Linked DNA regions of Homo sapiens: region 2 is linked to region 1. A link is a loop called in an ENCODE intact Hi-C map of the cell type or tissue named here. Cell type or tissue: MCF 10A. All regions are shown on one strand. Links, peaks and the distances in the headings refer to the core of each region. The heading gives the core; the rest is flanking DNA.

What was found. Hi-C counts contacts between places; a loop is a spot of excess contacts. Peaks named below come from ENCODE experiments on the same cell type or tissue, not always from the same donor. Only the 100,000 strongest peaks of a DNase experiment are listed, where the experiment ranks them.
Region 2: a loop joins it to region 1, with 6 times the contacts of the local background. A loop is called at or near these places in 5 of 110 quality-filtered maps.

The regions. Positions count from the first base shown.
Region 1 is chr11:74,926,387-74,934,725 of GRCh38, reverse strand. XRRA1 (X-ray radiation resistance associated 1) reads left to right here. Exons shown (of 19, transcript NM_001378157.1): 5 at 854-925; 6 at 4,354-4,426; 7 at 7,238-7,335. LOC107984352 (a long non-coding RNA gene) reads right to left here and starts at 3,605. Exons shown (of 3, transcript XR_001748295.2): 1 at 981-3,605; 2 at 243-334. RefSeq lists a silencer at 1,021-1,496. In MCF 10A, for the core only: a CTCF peak has its summit at 4,805 (motif pointing left); a DNase peak (open chromatin) is centred at 4,795.
Region 2 is chr11:74,984,061-74,992,399 of GRCh38, reverse strand. NEU3 (neuraminidase 3) reads right to left here and starts at 3,467. Exons shown (of 3, transcript NM_006656.6): 1 at 3,246-3,467. The coding sequence starts at 3,339. RefSeq lists enhancers at 3,198-3,387, 3,668-3,717. In MCF 10A, for the core only: no CTCF peak of the experiment used is centred there; a DNase peak (open chromatin) is centred at 3,499.

The DNA of each region.
Region 1 (8,339 bases), core at 32-8,031:
GTCTCACTAACCTTATCTTGTTTTTCATCCTCTCAGAAGCACCTTGCTTTTTCCTGCCTTGGTAGACTTCATAATCCCTACTACCCACTTTCATGAGACCTATTTAGCTCTTAGGTTTCTGAAATATTACTTCCTCAAGTAAGTATTTCCTCATTCAGACTGAGGTTAGGACCTCCTGTTATATGTCTCATAGCATCTTAAATTTCTCCTTTAAAATATTTATCACATTTATAAATACGTACTTGCTACTTGGCTTCCCATGACACTGTAAGCTCTATGAGGTTATGGAATGTCTCTGCTTTTTCTTCATTGTCTTCCCAATGCCTTTCAGTGCCTAAACATGGTGGGTACCATAAATAAATGATTAACAAAAAAAGAATGAGGTTTGATTAAACATAAATGGAAGCTCCAAAGCTAAAATTTACCTCTAACTTTTAAATTATGTCGGGTGACATATGGCAGTCAAAAGTGCATAGAGTCTAGTGATTACAGATTTGGATTAGTAAGATCTGTCACTTACTAACTGTGGGACCTTTGGCAAGGCACATAACTTCTCTTAACCTTGTTTTTCTCATTAAAAAGAGGAGATAATCTTACTTTATAATCAAAGGGCTTAATTAGGATTAGAAGAAAGTTTGTTAATGTATTCAGCAAAGCGTATGGCCCAATTTAGTGTTTGGTAAATATTTGGCGAATGAATGGATGAATAATGAATGAATGAATGAATGAATGAATGAACAAGCAAACAAATTATGACAAGTATATGATTGCCCAACAAGAGAAGGCTGAGTGGTAATAGATTAATTAAACTTTGTAGGGGCCTTAAGAGACAACTCTTTGTATTATGTTCCAGCTGAAGCACCACTGTGTGAGGAAGCCATCAGATCTGTGCACCATTAATGTGAGTGGCCTGAAGTTCTCCAAGGTGAGGTCAGCCAGCAAAGATGTGATTGGGGTGAGCCAGACTTGAGGTGGCGCACCTGGCTGTTGTGGTTTGTCTCTTGCACCTCCAGAGTCCCTAGGGACTGGAAATCTGGTCACGAAGAAGGAGGGAGAGGAGAGTCAGACAAGGATTTATTGGGTTGAAACAATATTCAGACACAAACTTTTGCTACAAATTTTATATTGCCCTTGTCCTATTTGATATGAATTAAAGAAAATTGCCTTATGGGCCAGGCGTGGTGGCTCAGGGCTGTAATCCCAGCACTTTGGGAGGCCGAGGTGGGTGGATCACAAGGTCAGGAGCTCAAGACCAGCCTGGCCAAGATGGTGAAACTCCATCTCTACTAAAAATACAAAAAATCAGCCAAGCATGGTAGCAGGCACCTGTAATCCCAGCTACTTGGGAGGCTGAGGCAGAGAATTGCTTGAACCCCTGAGGCAGAGGTTGCAGTGAGCCAAGATCGTGCCAGTGCACTCCAGCCTGGGTGACAGTGAGACTCTGTCACCAAAAAAAAAAAGAAAAGAAAAGAAAATTGCCTTATGAAACTGGTTTTGAATTTGCCATGTAATTTTGTGGGTACATAATTCATTGTGTGACACTGAGTTCCCATCACAAGACCCTACAAGAGATATTTCTTAAGTTTCAATGCCAGCAATTGTAATGGTTTTCCCAAGAAGCTGGTTCGTTCCTAACTTACAGGTGCTGTGACTCATGCAATGAATCATGTTTCTTTCTTTGTATTGGCTTATAGGCAGCTTGGAGCCATATTTGTGACCCACCATTAGCCAGTGTATATACAGGATATTATAACATACATCTTTGGTATGTTGGCTTTCGTGGCATACCAAGAGAGATTACTTGTATAAACCATAGAGTAGAGGCTCTAACCCACAGGATGGCCAAGTTTGTGGTAAAGCAGACTGCTCCTTTAACAGGGTTCTGCTTCACTTCATTTAGCACTCATGTTTTCAGAATTGAGTTACTTAGGGACAGGTTAACCTTAGAAATATATTCATCTTGTGGCTGAGAGGCCCTCCATTCTAGGCCAGCACATGGTCCCAGAGATTATAATATATAGTTCACATATAACGGTGAGACAAAGTCATAGAAGATTTCAGAGGTCTCTTTATCAATTCACCTTTTGAGGGCTACAACATGGCTGGTCAAAGCTCAGTCCCCTCATTGGATACCGTATGTTCTTCTTTTACTTATTCACTCACGTGCTCACCAAACATTACCGAGGCCTGGTGTGTCTCTGTGCTATTTGCTGGAGGGTACAGAGGTGGCTCAGACACTGCCTGCCCTCTGGAGCATATAGTCCAGTAGAGAGGGAGGAGGCTGGGCTTAGATGGATATGGAGTTAGACAGGACTAGCTAATGCAGTCAATGAGGGAAACACGAGGGTGCGAAATATGACCTCAGAGGACAGGCCCCTGACTCAGCCTTACACAGGAAACACACCCTGGAGAGGGTGGTAGCTTAGCTGAGACCCACGGGATGAGTGGATGCTTGCTAGCTTTGTGGTTAAACCATAAAGGAAAATATCTATGAAATTTAATTAAAAATATCTATCTAACAAAAGTTACCACAAACAAAGGTAAAAGATAAGCTGAGACTGGGAGAAGATATTAGCAAGTAATATAACCAAAAAGTATTGGGATCCAGAATGTGTCAAGAGCTCCTACAAAACAATAGGAAGAAAGAGAAACCCAGTAGAAAAATAGACAACAGATAAATATGTTAGTATACAGAAGAGGAACTTGAAAGGCCAATAAATATAGAAAAAGATATTCAGCCTCATAAATAATCAGGAAAATGCAGTGCCATTTTACAATAATCAGACTGGCAAAAATTAGTTTTATAATGCCAATTGCAAGGATTTAAAGAAATAGGACTTCTCATACACTGCAGGTAGGACTGTAAATTGTTTTAACTACTTTGGAGAACAATGTGCTACCATCTCATAAAGCTGTGTATTCCCCACAGCTTGATAGGAGCATATCATTAAAGAAACTCTTATGAATAGGAGGTGTGTATAAGAATATTAATTACATAATTGTTTGTAATAAAATTTAGAAACAGACTAAATGAGAATGAATAAACTTGCAATATATTCAAACAATGGAATACTATACAGGAATTAAAATGGTTGAACTAGGGCTAGGCGTGGTGGCTCATGCCTGTAATCCTAGCACTTTGGGAGGCTGAGGTAGGAGGATCACTTGAGGTCAGGAGTTTGAGACTAGCCTGGACAACATGGTGAAACCTTGTCCCTACTAAAAATAAAAAAATTAACTGGGCATGGTGGCAGACACCTGTAATCCCACCTACTCAGGAGGCTGAGGCAGGAGAATCACTTGAACCCAGAAGGTGGAGGTTGCGGTGAGCCAAGATTGTGCCATTGCACTCCAGCCTGAGTGACAGAGCGAGACTTTGTCTCAAAAAAAAAAAAAAAATTGAACTAGAACTACAACTGTCAACATATGTAAATTTCAAAAGCAGCATATATCGACACAGGTAATTCTCAAAAACAGTGTTGAGTGAAAAGGCAGGTTGCAGAATGATACCTAAAATATTGTTGCATTTAACGTAAAGTTTTACTACCTGTATCTAGCATTATATATAGTTGATACACACACACACACACACACGTATAAGCATAAAAAAAGATATGGGAGCTGGGTGCAGTGGCTCACGCCTGTAATCCTAGCACTTTGGGAGGCTGAGGCAGGCGGATTACTTGAGCGCAGCAGTTCGAGACCAGCCTGGGCATCATGGCAAAACCCCATCTCAGCTAAAAATACAAAAAAATTAGCCAGTCTTGGTGGCGTGTGCCTGCAGTCCTAGATACTCAAGAGGCTGAGGTGGAAGGATCACCCGAGCTGGGGAAGTTGAGGCTGCAGTGAGCCAAGATTGTGTCACTGCACTCCAATCTGGGCAATGGAAGTGAGACCCTGTCTCAAAAACAAACAAACAAACACACAAAAACTATTGAGTATGGGAATGATAGTCTCCAATTCAGGATAGCTGTTATGGGATTAGTGAGGGGATACATGGACAGGGGTGGTAATGGTGGTGGTTCACCCTATATAATATTTTCTTTAAGGAAATTTATTTAAAGCAAAGACAGCAAAATATTCAGCTGTATTAAATACTTACCTCTGGATAGTGGTTATATGGGTCTTCAGAGTGTCATTCCGTATACTTTTCTGTACATTTGAAATGTTTCATAGTGGAAAAAAAGCAGGAAAACCCTTACAGCACTCAAGTGTCTGCTCCTGTGCTAGGGATGTCCCTTATTCCTTTAGGTCTTTGTTTCTTCTGACAGTGGCCCTGAAGCTTCAGCAAGGCTTCTAGGCAGGGAACTAATCTTGTGGATTTTTTTTTTTTTCTGAAATGCTTTCCTACAGGCCAAGGAAAATGACTTCAAGCATTTTCATTCTGTGATTTATATCAATGCCTCAGAAAACCTGCTGCCTCTAGGTAAGCTTTTTCTTTCTTGAAAGCTCTCTTCCTCCTCTTAGCCAGCACAGCCATTCACGTGTGTTAGGATTTGTCTGTCCAACCATCTATGATTGGCCACACATCTCTTTTTTGGAGTACAATAGGCTGGGTGCTGGAGAGCACAAAGACCTCGATTCCAGTCCTGCTCTGGCGCTACCTACTTAGAACATTTTTCTGTGATCTTCTACTTCTCTATCTGTCAATGGAGATAATTCCCTTCTTTTTTTCCTCCCCTTGCAGGATACCTTGCAGGCTCATATGAGATGGGTGTATAAAAATGTTTCTAAGCCTGTAAAGTACTCCTGTAGGAGCATAAAGCCTTCTTATTCAGCAAGTCCACAGCGACCCCTGCTGGATATTAGGACTGTGTGAATACTTGGCTTTTAGAAATGAGTGCATACAGTCCTGCTCTGGTGAGCTCATGGTTTGGTGAGAGAGATGGACTCAGATACAGATAGTTAGGTCAGGATGAGGGGAGAGCAGTGAAAGAGAGAATCAGGAAATACTATGCAAGCATATACGTGGGACTTCAAGCCAGGCCAGAGTGTCAGGAGGAACTGAGAAGAGGAGCACCTAAGCTGAGACCAGAAAAATGAATAGGAGTGATTCAGGAACTAGAAGGTAAGAAGGCATTTCCGGCTGCTGGAGCAGATGTGGAATGGCATTGTCTGATCAGGAAGACTGAAGAGGTTTTGTATGCTTGCAAGGGAAGCATGTGGGGGACAATTGAAACTAGACAGATTGGCAGCGACTGGATTATCAAGGACCGGGAGTGAATTGGACTTAATGCTGCAGGCAAAAGAGAGTCTTGGAAGGGTTTTAAATAGAGAAGCTCAGTGGCAGCTGTGAGGAGAGTGGATTATAAGAGAAGAAGAAGGTGGAGGCCAGGAAACCTGGGAGATTATTTCAGGTTTTCAGGGGAGGGGAGATGAGGCCTGAGCCAGGATTGTGACAAGAAGGGTGCAGAGGATTGAGAGAGAGAGAGACAGACAGAGATTTAGGAGGAGTAGAAACCACAGGACTTGGTAGTTGATAGACTGATAGGGATGTAGGGAGAGGGAGGAATCAAGGGGCATTTCATTGAGATAGGGCACATTAGAGAAAAGGCAAGTCAGAGGGAAATAGGATAAGTTCAGTTTTGTTGCATTGAGTTTGAAGATTGTTTTCAAAGAAGCATATGATGAGGTCCCTGCCCTTTAGGAGACAGGGTGGTCTGTCAGGAGCTTGGGCTGGAAATACAAAGGCCAATAGGTATATGAAAAGGTGTTCAACCTCACTAATAATTACAGTGGATCAAGATACTGTTTTCTGCCTGTCAAATATTGGCAGGAGTGAAAAGGGCTGATGACAGCCAGCATTGGTAGGGAGATGGATACTCTTGCATTGAACTGTGGAAGTATAGTCATTGGTGTAGCATCTTGGAGGTAATTTGGTAATGTTTCTTAAAATTTAAAGTAGTCATTGCCTTTAATCTAGTAGCTTTACTTCCAGGAAATTATTCTATAGTAACACACTCGTACAAGGCTGTTCATTGGAAACATCCAGAAATATTCACAAAGCAGCCTTTATTAGGTTCTACTGAACATTCTGACTTACAAGACTACCATATTTAACATCAGGTTCACTTAGAAGGCTCTAAGTAATTCCACACAGAATGCCAGTACAACAGCATCAGGAGTTTCTCTTCAATGGAGTTCCCAAAGCCATCCATGAGGCATTCTTTGTGCCCCTCCATCTGGCCCCCAGTGTCAGCTCAGGTACAAGACAGTGAGACTGTCATTGGGTGGATGCAAAAGCCACCCTGGCTTAGAAATCTCATTCCTCACAGGAGCCAATATACATTGTAACACGTATAGGCATAGCTCCTAGAGTTTCTGCAAAGGATATATCCAATTATAGGAATCACTACACACAGGGAAGCCCAAAATTATGGTGCCCCCTTCAGGTGTTTATCATTCATTTATAGTTTCTCCTAGCCCAGATGTAATTTGCCAACCTAGGGTGATTTTTACCGCAAGTGATACTGCCTGGAAATGCAGTTACTGTATCATTGGTTTCAGGTTACCAGAGGAACAAGGCTAGAAAAAGTTCAGTTCTCATTCAAAGAGAGAAACATTTATTCATATAGTTTCTTACCTTTTATTCATATAGCCTAAAGGCTACCAATGGGGAAATGGATTAGTAAACTAGGATATATCTATACTGTAGAACATCAGAAGACATTAGGCATATCTATATGTTTTGACATGGAATAATCTTTAAGTTACATTGTTAAGGGAAAAAGCAAGTCAGTACAGTGTGTACAGTATGACTCTATTTTTGTTAAAAGAGGTATGTATTTTGATATATACATGAGAAAAAGTTGAGTGCTATATATGGAACTTTTAATACTTGTCTCTGGATGTTGGGATTAAACAGAACTTTTTATTTTTCTGTGATGTTTGACTGTTTTTCTTAGTTGTGTTTTAATTTTTGTAATCAGGATTAATAAAGATAATTTTTAAAATGGGCTTTGCTGTTGAGCAGACTTAGATTCAATTCTTGGCTCTTTCACTTACCAGCAATTCCATTCTGGCAAATCACTTAGCTTGGCTGAGCCTTAGTCAGCCATAGAATGGAAGTAGTAATCCCTATTTTTCTGGGTTGTTAGAGATTTAGAGGCCATGTATGTAAAGTACCTTATACAGTGCCTGGCCTAACCCAGTAGGGACACAGTAAATGGTAATTATTAATATCTTTCTCTTAAGTCCTTTACAAGCTGCAGACTCTCTCTTTCTCTTCCCCATGTAGAGGCATTTCACACGTTTCCAGCCCTAAAGGAACTGGATCTCGCATTTAATGGCATCAAAACTATCTACGTGAAATATGGAGACTTTAAGTTATTAGAAGTAAGTTGGAGGTAGGGAGTTTTTGGTGCCCACCAAGTTCCCCTGTAAGGAATGAGCATAGAGCTTTACTGATTATAACTGTTGGGAAGGGGCTTGCTGGGCCTGTACAGCCAGGCCCTTGCTTCATTGCTGGCCTCCAGGGAGGGTGGGGGTGGGGGTTGTAAGGGTAGTTACAGTGATGGAGATAGTGGTAATGGTAGAAGTGGCAGCAAATAGTTGATACCAAAGACTTAACCATGGTGCATGGTCCTGGAAAATAAATGCCAAAGGTCATGTCCAAGGGAGTCTGTGCAGAAAAGTGAGTTTTAAAACAGAGTATTGAAGGAGGGAGAATTTTGAGGGGAGATCTGGATCTAGTGGGGATTGAGGAGCCATGGAGCTTAAGAGCTAGGTGCAGCAGATTGGATCGGCTGAACTAGAGACATTATAGACTGATTCCAGAGACTCATCCTGGTCTAAGTGAGCTGAATCAGTCTCGGTGGCTGGGATAGAGCAGGCTATAGGCCTAGTCCATAACCTCGGAGATGAGTATGAATAGGGATCCTTTGGGATCAGCAGCAGAGTCTTGAACATTTGTACATTCACAGCTGTTCTTCAAACCGCAAATTAGAAAATACAGAAAATTTTGTTTGCATTCTTGGTTTTCTCCTAAATTTTCCCATAGTCATGCATTTTCTGCACATGTCCTTATAGTTCAAGTTGATTACTTATTTAGCTTTCATGAAGATTTGTGGGCCACTTTTTACAAAGGAACAAAGCTTTTGTCACTACCTGAGAGTCACGGCAGTAGTAAAGGACAACATATGTGGAGAGTAAAGGACAACAGAGGTGGAGCCACGTGTGTGGGCTGGGCATCTGACCACGCTCACTCACTGAGTAATAGACTCTTCTCCACATCCTGGAGTAGAAGTGTTTCAGAGTCAAATTTCAGTAAAATGTGTGCGTGTCATGAACCTTGAGGTCAACCCCAAAAAGCTGTTAACTTAAATGATTTCATCTGCAAA
Region 2 (8,339 bases), core at 30-8,029, 58 kb before region 1:
GCCCTAAAATAGATGCTGAGAAGACAGAGAAGGATCAGAGGTTCCTGCTCTCAAGAAACCCAATCCAAGTGAGGGAAACAGACATATACATGGACAATTATAACATGATGTAATAAGTGCTACTTTAGAGGTAAACACAACAGCAAGTAGAAAAACACAAAAGTGGCATCTATCCAGATCAAGGCACCAGAGAAGGATTTTTGGAGAGAATGATTGAGCCAAAAGAACTCCTGCCTCATATAGTCACAGGCTCTGCCTGGAACACTCGTTTCAGATAGCCACATAACGCTCCCTCACCTTCTTCAGCTCTGCTCAAACATCATCCAATCAGGAAGGTTTCTCTGTCAACTCCTTTGCCCCAGCCTATCTTCTTTCCTTGTTCTATTCTCCACACCACTTATCACACTTTGATGCCTCCTATGTTACATTTGTTTAATACATACCACAAAATGGAAGCTCCAGAAACAGCAAGGGTATGTCTGTTTTCTTATTGCTCCGCCTTGACACCTAGAACTATGCCTATTAAGTAATAGGCACTCAACAAATTTTTGTTGAATGATTGAATGAATCAGTGAGCCAGATCTTAAAGAATGAACAGTGGATTAGCCAACTGAGGGTTAAAAGGAGAAGCGCAGAGGACAAGGATGTGAAAAGCCTATAGGCAACAGAAAACAGTGAGTTTTGGGGCCTCTCAGTAGTTTAGTGTGACTACAGTAAGGTGGAGTGCAAGGGATGGGGGCAGAGGTGGGACTGAAGGGGTCAGCACAGTCCAGATCCTGGGAGGCTTAGATAACTTATTAAGGTGTTTATTCCACAGATGGGAGACCACTCAAGAATTTTTGACAGAGGAATGGCATGATGATTTTAGACCAATCTTCCAGGAAGCTTTCAGGACAGTGAACCATACGGCAAAGTTGCACTGCTTTTGGCTACAGCCTCCTAGTGTCAACCAAGACAAACTTTTATCAATAGCATATGAATATTTAGTCACTTGTTCCTAACTTGAAGAAGGGAAAAGAACTATTGCTCAGTATCATGAGGGGAACTGGGAGAGTGGCCTTGCTGAGTCCAGAAGAAAAGCCTCCCTTCATTTCAATCCCAGGCTCTCAACAGCAGAATCAAAAGATAAGCAAGGGGAGACCATCTTCTCACTCAATACTAGAGCATACTTCTCTCCCCTCAATTCAGGCTCTCCTCCCCGGGAGGGTCAGGCTTTGTTCTAAGCAAACAATCTGTCTCTGAGCCAGGCTGGTGTAATGGTTAAGAACATAGGATTTGGACCAGGCCAGGACTATGTGACCTTGGGCATGTTATTCAACTTCTCTATGCTTCAGGATCCTCCCCTATACAATTCAGCAGAGTAGGTGATAGAAATAAAATGCTTAACTACAGTGGCTATTACAAGGCCTATGACATAGTATGAGTGCAATATATGACAGTTATTATTTTTAAACTACCAATTACTGTATATTCTAGTTTTATTCCTTGAATCCTGTGGATAACAATGACAATAATAACAATTACAACTCCCTTTCTTAAAAACATTTAAATCCCCCTTTATTGCTGAAAGAGAACATACTTTAAACTCTTAACACCTTAATTACAAGTTAAACCAACACTACTATCATCAGTCAACATGTGACTATTAGTTAAATCTAAACAGGAATTCTCCAGGTGATAAGAAGAATGGAGCACAGGATAGGCATGGAGCGGGTTAGGGCTCAGAACAGGAAAGGAAGAGGCTGGGTGCGGTGGCTCATGCCTATATTCCCACCACTCTGGGAGGCTGAGGTGGGCAGATCACTTGAGGTCAGGAGTTCGAGACCACCCTGGCCAACATGGTGACACCCCATCTCTACTAAAAATACAAAAAAAATTGGCCAGGCATGGTGGCATCCACCTGTAATCCCAGCTATTCGGGAGGCTGAGGCAGGAGAATCACTTGAAACCAGGAGACGGAGGTTGCAGTGAGCCGAGACTGCACCACTGCACTCCAGCTTGGGTGACACAGCAAGACTCCATCTCAAAAAAAAAAGGAAATGGAGAGGAAATAGGGAAATAATCACCAAAGGAGAAGCACAACTTGTCACATGGGCTGGATTCAAGTCTCAGCTCCATTTCTTGCTGCATGACGTTTTGATGGTTACTCAACCTCTAGGTCTTGGATTCCTTGCTTGTAAACTATGGATAATAATACCTACCTAAGCAGATCAATATGAAGAACCACTCAAAAGTGTTTTATAAATTTTAAACTGCTGTTTTAATAGGTGTCTTTAATTATAAATTTTGATGTCCTCACAATTTCATTTATGCTTTATTATCACTATAACAATTAGAGCCATTAATTTTTGTAATTATGCTGATCGTGTTGATGACAGAAGTAATATAGATGGTGATTCTGGCATTGCCACCCAAAACGTTTCACACAAATCAGGTGCTGGAAACGGGATAGAAAATAATCAGATATGGGCCTGCTCTGGGGTTCATTTAAGCAGAGAATTCAAATGATTACTTGCTGCTCGATATAATCACTTTCCCATCAAGTCCTTCCCGCTTTCTTACTGGGAGAGAGTATAGCCTAGCATGGACTCTGAAGTCTGACTTATCTTTGACACTTACTAGCAAGTCACTTTACTTCTGAGCTTCAGTTTCCTCACTTATAAAATGGAGATAATACCGCCTACTTCTCAGACTATAATAATGTAATTCCACAGCCTCCAACTAACCCAATGAGCCTCCAGTGAATCCCAGGAGGCCTTCCTATCTCATTTATTCACTCCTAACAAGTAATATTTAAGGAGCACCTACCACGTGCCAGACCTTTGAAGATCTGTAGTCTAAACCCTCTCATGGTATAGATGGGAAAACTCGGGCCCGGGATGGGGACAAAGCTTACTGAACGCCACTCCACAGTAAAATCTGGACCAAGACCCAGGTCTCCTAAGTTGAAACTGAAGCTCAGGGCTCTTTCTGCCGCCCAGAGACCTTTGGTAAGCAGGGCTTTTCCAGTCTCAGTTCCCTTTCATCTCTGGAGTGATAATTCTGAGGTTTAAGTTCGGCTTCTGTGAGAACGAATAAAAATAGGACTAGCCAAGAATTCTCTGGCCAGGTCAGATCCTAGCCGACTAGGTGGCTCTGTCTCAATAATCCAAGGCTGGATTTCCCAAACGCAGATGGTCTTGCTCAACCTGTCCCCACAGTTGAGTCCTCCTCGGGGAGCTCTCCTGTCTCCCAACCCCGCTCACCTGCACTGGACCCCGGCTCCTCCGTCTCTGTCGGGGCAGAGCTGGACGCCGGGGATTCTTCCATGGGGCGCGGGGGCAGGTCCGCAGGTCTCATTCGCCGAAGCCCGGAAGAGGCACCGGCCCCAAGGCTGGGGAGACTGAGACAGAGGAGGATAGAGAGGGAGAAACAACTGAGACGGAGGACACGGAGACAAGCCCCGAGAAGCGAAGAGCGTGTCGACTGCCGGAAACAGGTAACGGCAACGAAAAGAGGCGGGCGCAGGCTGTAGTCAGTGGCGGTTGGGGCCAACCGTTGGCCTACTCCGCGAGCCCTCCCCGTCCCGCCCCCTCGGCGCTGCCCCTCCCTCCAGCCCGCAGCTCGGTCCCCACCACGGCGTGGGACCGGCACCACCTCCACCCTCGCCAACTCAGCTCAAGCCCTGGGCCCACCTCAGTTCCCAACGGCCGCCTCCTCTCTTCAGTGCCACAGCCCCGAGCTCTTATATTGGTCTGTAGCTCGGTATCACCGCCTAAAGCTTCCCTGGACAGCCTGAGAGTTGAGCAAAGGTTCCCGGCCTCAGAGGGTACCCTACAAAAAGGACCAGAGGTCCAGAGCATTGGCTACTCTCCTTGCAAAATATGAAAATGAAAATATATTCATATATATAATTTATGTGTGTGTATATACACACATTTACATACATAGATTTGTCACATAGCACTGAGTCCATTCTTCTGTTTCACAGTACCGGAATTTAAGCCCCCCTCTCCCCAGCCAAAGAGGAAAGGACTGATCTAAGGTCATTTTTTATCTGGGACTAAGTACAACGTAAAGGTAATAGGCTGGGCCTGGTGGCTTATGCCTACAATCTCAGCGCTTTGGAAGGCCTACGTGGGAGGATGCCTTGAGCCCAGGAGTTGGAGGCTGTGGTGAGCTGTGATTGCACCACTGCACTCCAGCCTGGGTGACAGAGCGAGACCCTGTCTCTAAAATATAACAATTTTAAAAAGAAGAAATTTTACAAACGCCAATAAAAGGAAAGACAGACTGCTAACTTAGAGGACATAAAAATGTAAAGCTTCTGTAAATTTGAATTCGTGATATTTTTCTCATTAAAAAAAATCCTGTGCTGAGGCAGGGAACATACAAGATGAGCCTGGAACATCGTGGTGCCACAAGGAAAGAACTCACAAAATGATGAGGGTTCTTTGAAAGAACATAGGTGCCAACCTCAATACAACCTGCTGTATTTTTCTAAAAAAAAAAAAAAAAAAAAGAAAAAAAAAAAGGCCTAGAACCAGAGACCAACTCATCGTAATAAGCCCAAATAATGGGTCTTTTTTATTTTTATTTTTATTTTTTGAGATGGAGTGTGTCTCTGCCGCCCAGGCTGGAGTGCAGTGGCGTCATCTTGGCTCACTGCAAGCTCCGCCTCCCGGGTTCACGCCATTCTCCTGCCTCAGCCTCCCGAGTAGCTGGGACTACAGGCGCCCACCACCACGCCCGGCTAATTTTTTGTATTTTTTATAGAGACGGGGTTTCACCATGTTAGCCAGGATGATCTCGATCTCCTGACCTCGTGATCCGCCCGCCTCGGCCTACCAAAGTGCTGGGATTACAGGCGTGAGCCACCGCGCCTGGCAATAATGGGTCTTAAAATACTATTTTGTCCCCAAAGGAACCAGGGTTCCATGAAAAAAATGGCTGATTTTAGGTGCAGGGAAGAAAATTTATAAGATTAGCCTAGAACATCTTAACAGAAAGCAAGAAAGCCATAAAAGACTATTTCAGGTCATGTCAAAAGAAGGTAAGAATCAATTTGAAGGTGATTCCACTGGCCAAATATGGAAAAATTAGAACATCAAAAAGAACAAGGACTGCAAAGAAAGTTCATATCGACATATGGAGAAAAATGTCACTTTGGTCACCTCAGAGTTTGCTAAGGAAAGCAGCTTTTTATTCTGCCTTTCCTGTACAAACCCTATTTCTGGGTAACTAAATAGTTGATGGGGAAAAGTTCTCCTTCATAAAATAATTAACTGACCAATGCCAAATGAATGATAGAATTTCATCATTTTGTCCTTTAATGACAAAATGAATTTAATGAATCTAGACAGCAATTATCAATAGCTACTAAAAGCTACACCCTTATTGCTCACCTTTTCTTCCCTTCCTACTTTCCCACCTCATTATGGCACTCCCTGCATCTCTCACATATACTATTGCCCTCAGGTCCTGGTCTCAGAACTTGCCTCTGGGAGAACTCAAATAAAGACCCTATACCAGGAGATAAGAACAACAAAACAGTAATGAGTTAAGGATCTAACTTAAGAATGTAGAAAAGGAAGAACAGAATAAATCCCAAAAAGGTAGAAAAGGAAATGATGAAAATAAGAACAGAATAAATGAAACAAGAAGCAAAGTACAATAGAGGGGACTGACAAAAGCAAATATTAGTCTTGACATATCTAATAAACCGGACAAACCCTCTGGCAAGACTCATTTTTAAAAGTTATAAATGATATTAATGAAAAGGAGACTATATGCAGGGATACAACAGAGATGAGAAATAAATATTAAACAAACTTTATTCCTTAAGTTTGAAAATCTAGATAAAGTTAATACAGTTTTAGAAAAAGTTACCAAACTAAGATATGGAAAATGTGAAGTCTTACAACTATTTAAAAATCTAAATCAGTATTTTAAAATCTATTCACAAAGATAACACAACTATCCCAATTATTCCAATCTTGTATTTCCTTCATTAATAGAAGGAATGTAAATTGGTACAGTCGCTTTAGAGGAAAATTTAGCAATACCTAGAAAAGTAAAAATGTATATCCTCTCCCACCAAGGAATCCCACTACCTGTATTAGATGTGTCCATACAAGAATGCTCATAGCAGCAAATGTTTAATAGTGAAAAATTATAAAAGACCTAAATGTCCATTAATAGGGTAAATAAACTGTCATGTTTAACAGTATACAGCAGTGAAATAGAATAAATTGTAGCTACAGGTATCAATCTAAATTATCTTCACAAACAAAATATTGAACAAAAAAGCAAGTTGCACAATACAGAGAGAATGGTACTTGTGCAGATTTACCATAGCAGGCCTAACAGGTTATCCTTAGGAAGGCCTGCTTGCAAGGTTGGTGTTTTTTGACAGGTGTCTGGAAACTTGGCTCTCAAAGTGTTCCCAGTCACCAGTTAACTGAAAAGGGTAGTTGACTATGTAGACTGTTTGATTGCAGTATGATTTATGGTGGATACCTGCTTGCTTTCTAGGAGTCTTTATTATGTGCTAGGCAGATGGTGCCCACATGACCAAACCTCAATAAACTGTGGGTACTCTCTAATGGGCTCCCTGGACAGAAACATTACACACGTGTTGCTGCATTTTTGTTGTTGGGGCAAAGTGGGCTCTTTGCAATCCCTCATGGGAGGAAGAGCATAAGGAAGCCTGCAAATGGATTCCTCCAGACTCTGCCAGTGTCCTTTTCCCTTATGATCCAGATGTGTCCTTATTTTATCGAAGAATAAATCTTAGTCATATATGCTGAGTCGCGTGGGTCCTTCTAGCAAATACCTGAACACAGGGGTTGTTTGGGAGACTCTCAATCAAAAACCACATATAAAGTTTAAAAACAGGTAAAACAATAACCATATATATTGTATAAGAGCTCCCAAGGAGGTAAAAATAAAATTAAAAAATAACCATATATGTCTCTATATATCTGTATATATCCATATATATAATGGACACATATGTATGAAGAAAATGCTTACGAATAATAAACACCACATTCCAGGTAGTAGTAACTTCTGAAAGTGCAGGAAGTAAGATATGATTAAGGATACCCTGAGGACTTCAACTGTATTGGTAATATATATATTTTTAATGGCAGTAGGTTCACAAATATTCATCTTATTATTCTTTAAGCCTTATTTGTCTGAAATATTTCCTTTATAAAAACCGGGTCATGTCCTGGGGTTCTTTATCAGACTTCTCCAAGTTCACAATCACCAACTCTGTGGATCTCAAATTTTATAGACCCAAAGCTAATACCAAATCTTTCTCAATTCTTTGAGGTAAACTCAGATGGTCTCATCTTATGCCTGAGAAAGTGAAGTTAAAGAGCAATTTCTATATTTAGAGGTAGAGAATCCTGGCTCCAATCCTCTCTTCCCACTTCCTAGCTGAGTGATCTCGGCAACTTATTTAACTTCTGTGCCTCAGGTTCCTCATCTGTAAAATGGCCCAACTCCTCACTCATGGTTCAGTTTTCACTTCCTGTATGAGGACCTCCCAGACCTCCATACTAGAACAAATACTCCTTTTCAAGCCCCCATAGCACTTTGCACCTCCTTCTACTGTGTTCAGATTGTCTAAGTGTCTGACACTCTCAGCAGACTGTGAGCAACTAAAGCGAGGGGATCAGGCCTGGCACCCGTATTAGCAGAGCAGAATTATATAAAAGTTTGAAGGAAGAGGGATGCAGAAGGGTATTAAGTAATGCGATCAAGTAAGATGGCACAGGAATATCGGGGGAACTTCCTGTTACAGAAGTTAGGGAGCTTCCAAGATATGGGACAGGCAGAAGTAGGAGTGGGGCTGTCAAGAATTGTGAAGGGTCTGAGATTTTTATCTTACCTGCAAGCTAACAAGATAGCCTGTTACTACCTGTAAAAAGGATAGTTTGTTACTTACAGCAATAGCAGTAGCCAGAGTACCAGCATTTGTTCCAGTTCTGAGCCCCAATTCCCATATGATGACGCAGAGAGCCAGATGATACCTGCACATGTAATGAAGTGCCTTAAAGGAGAGGAACTTTGAGGTTAGGGAACCTGAATCTTCAATAATGGGCAGTGAGCATGTGCGCCCTTTGCTCTGATACCTTCTAAGGTTGTTTACTATACAAACATTCCTGGACAAATAGTCTGGAACAAAGATAGTCAGTGCCTCTCTTTGCAAAATATGCAGAAATGCTAGAGACCCATGAAGAATTGTCTCCCAACGATATGCACCTTTCATTTCTATGCCATCTTGGCTTTTGATGAATTCTCCCATAAGTATGCCACTCCACCTGTCACTCTAATTAAACTGACAGAAA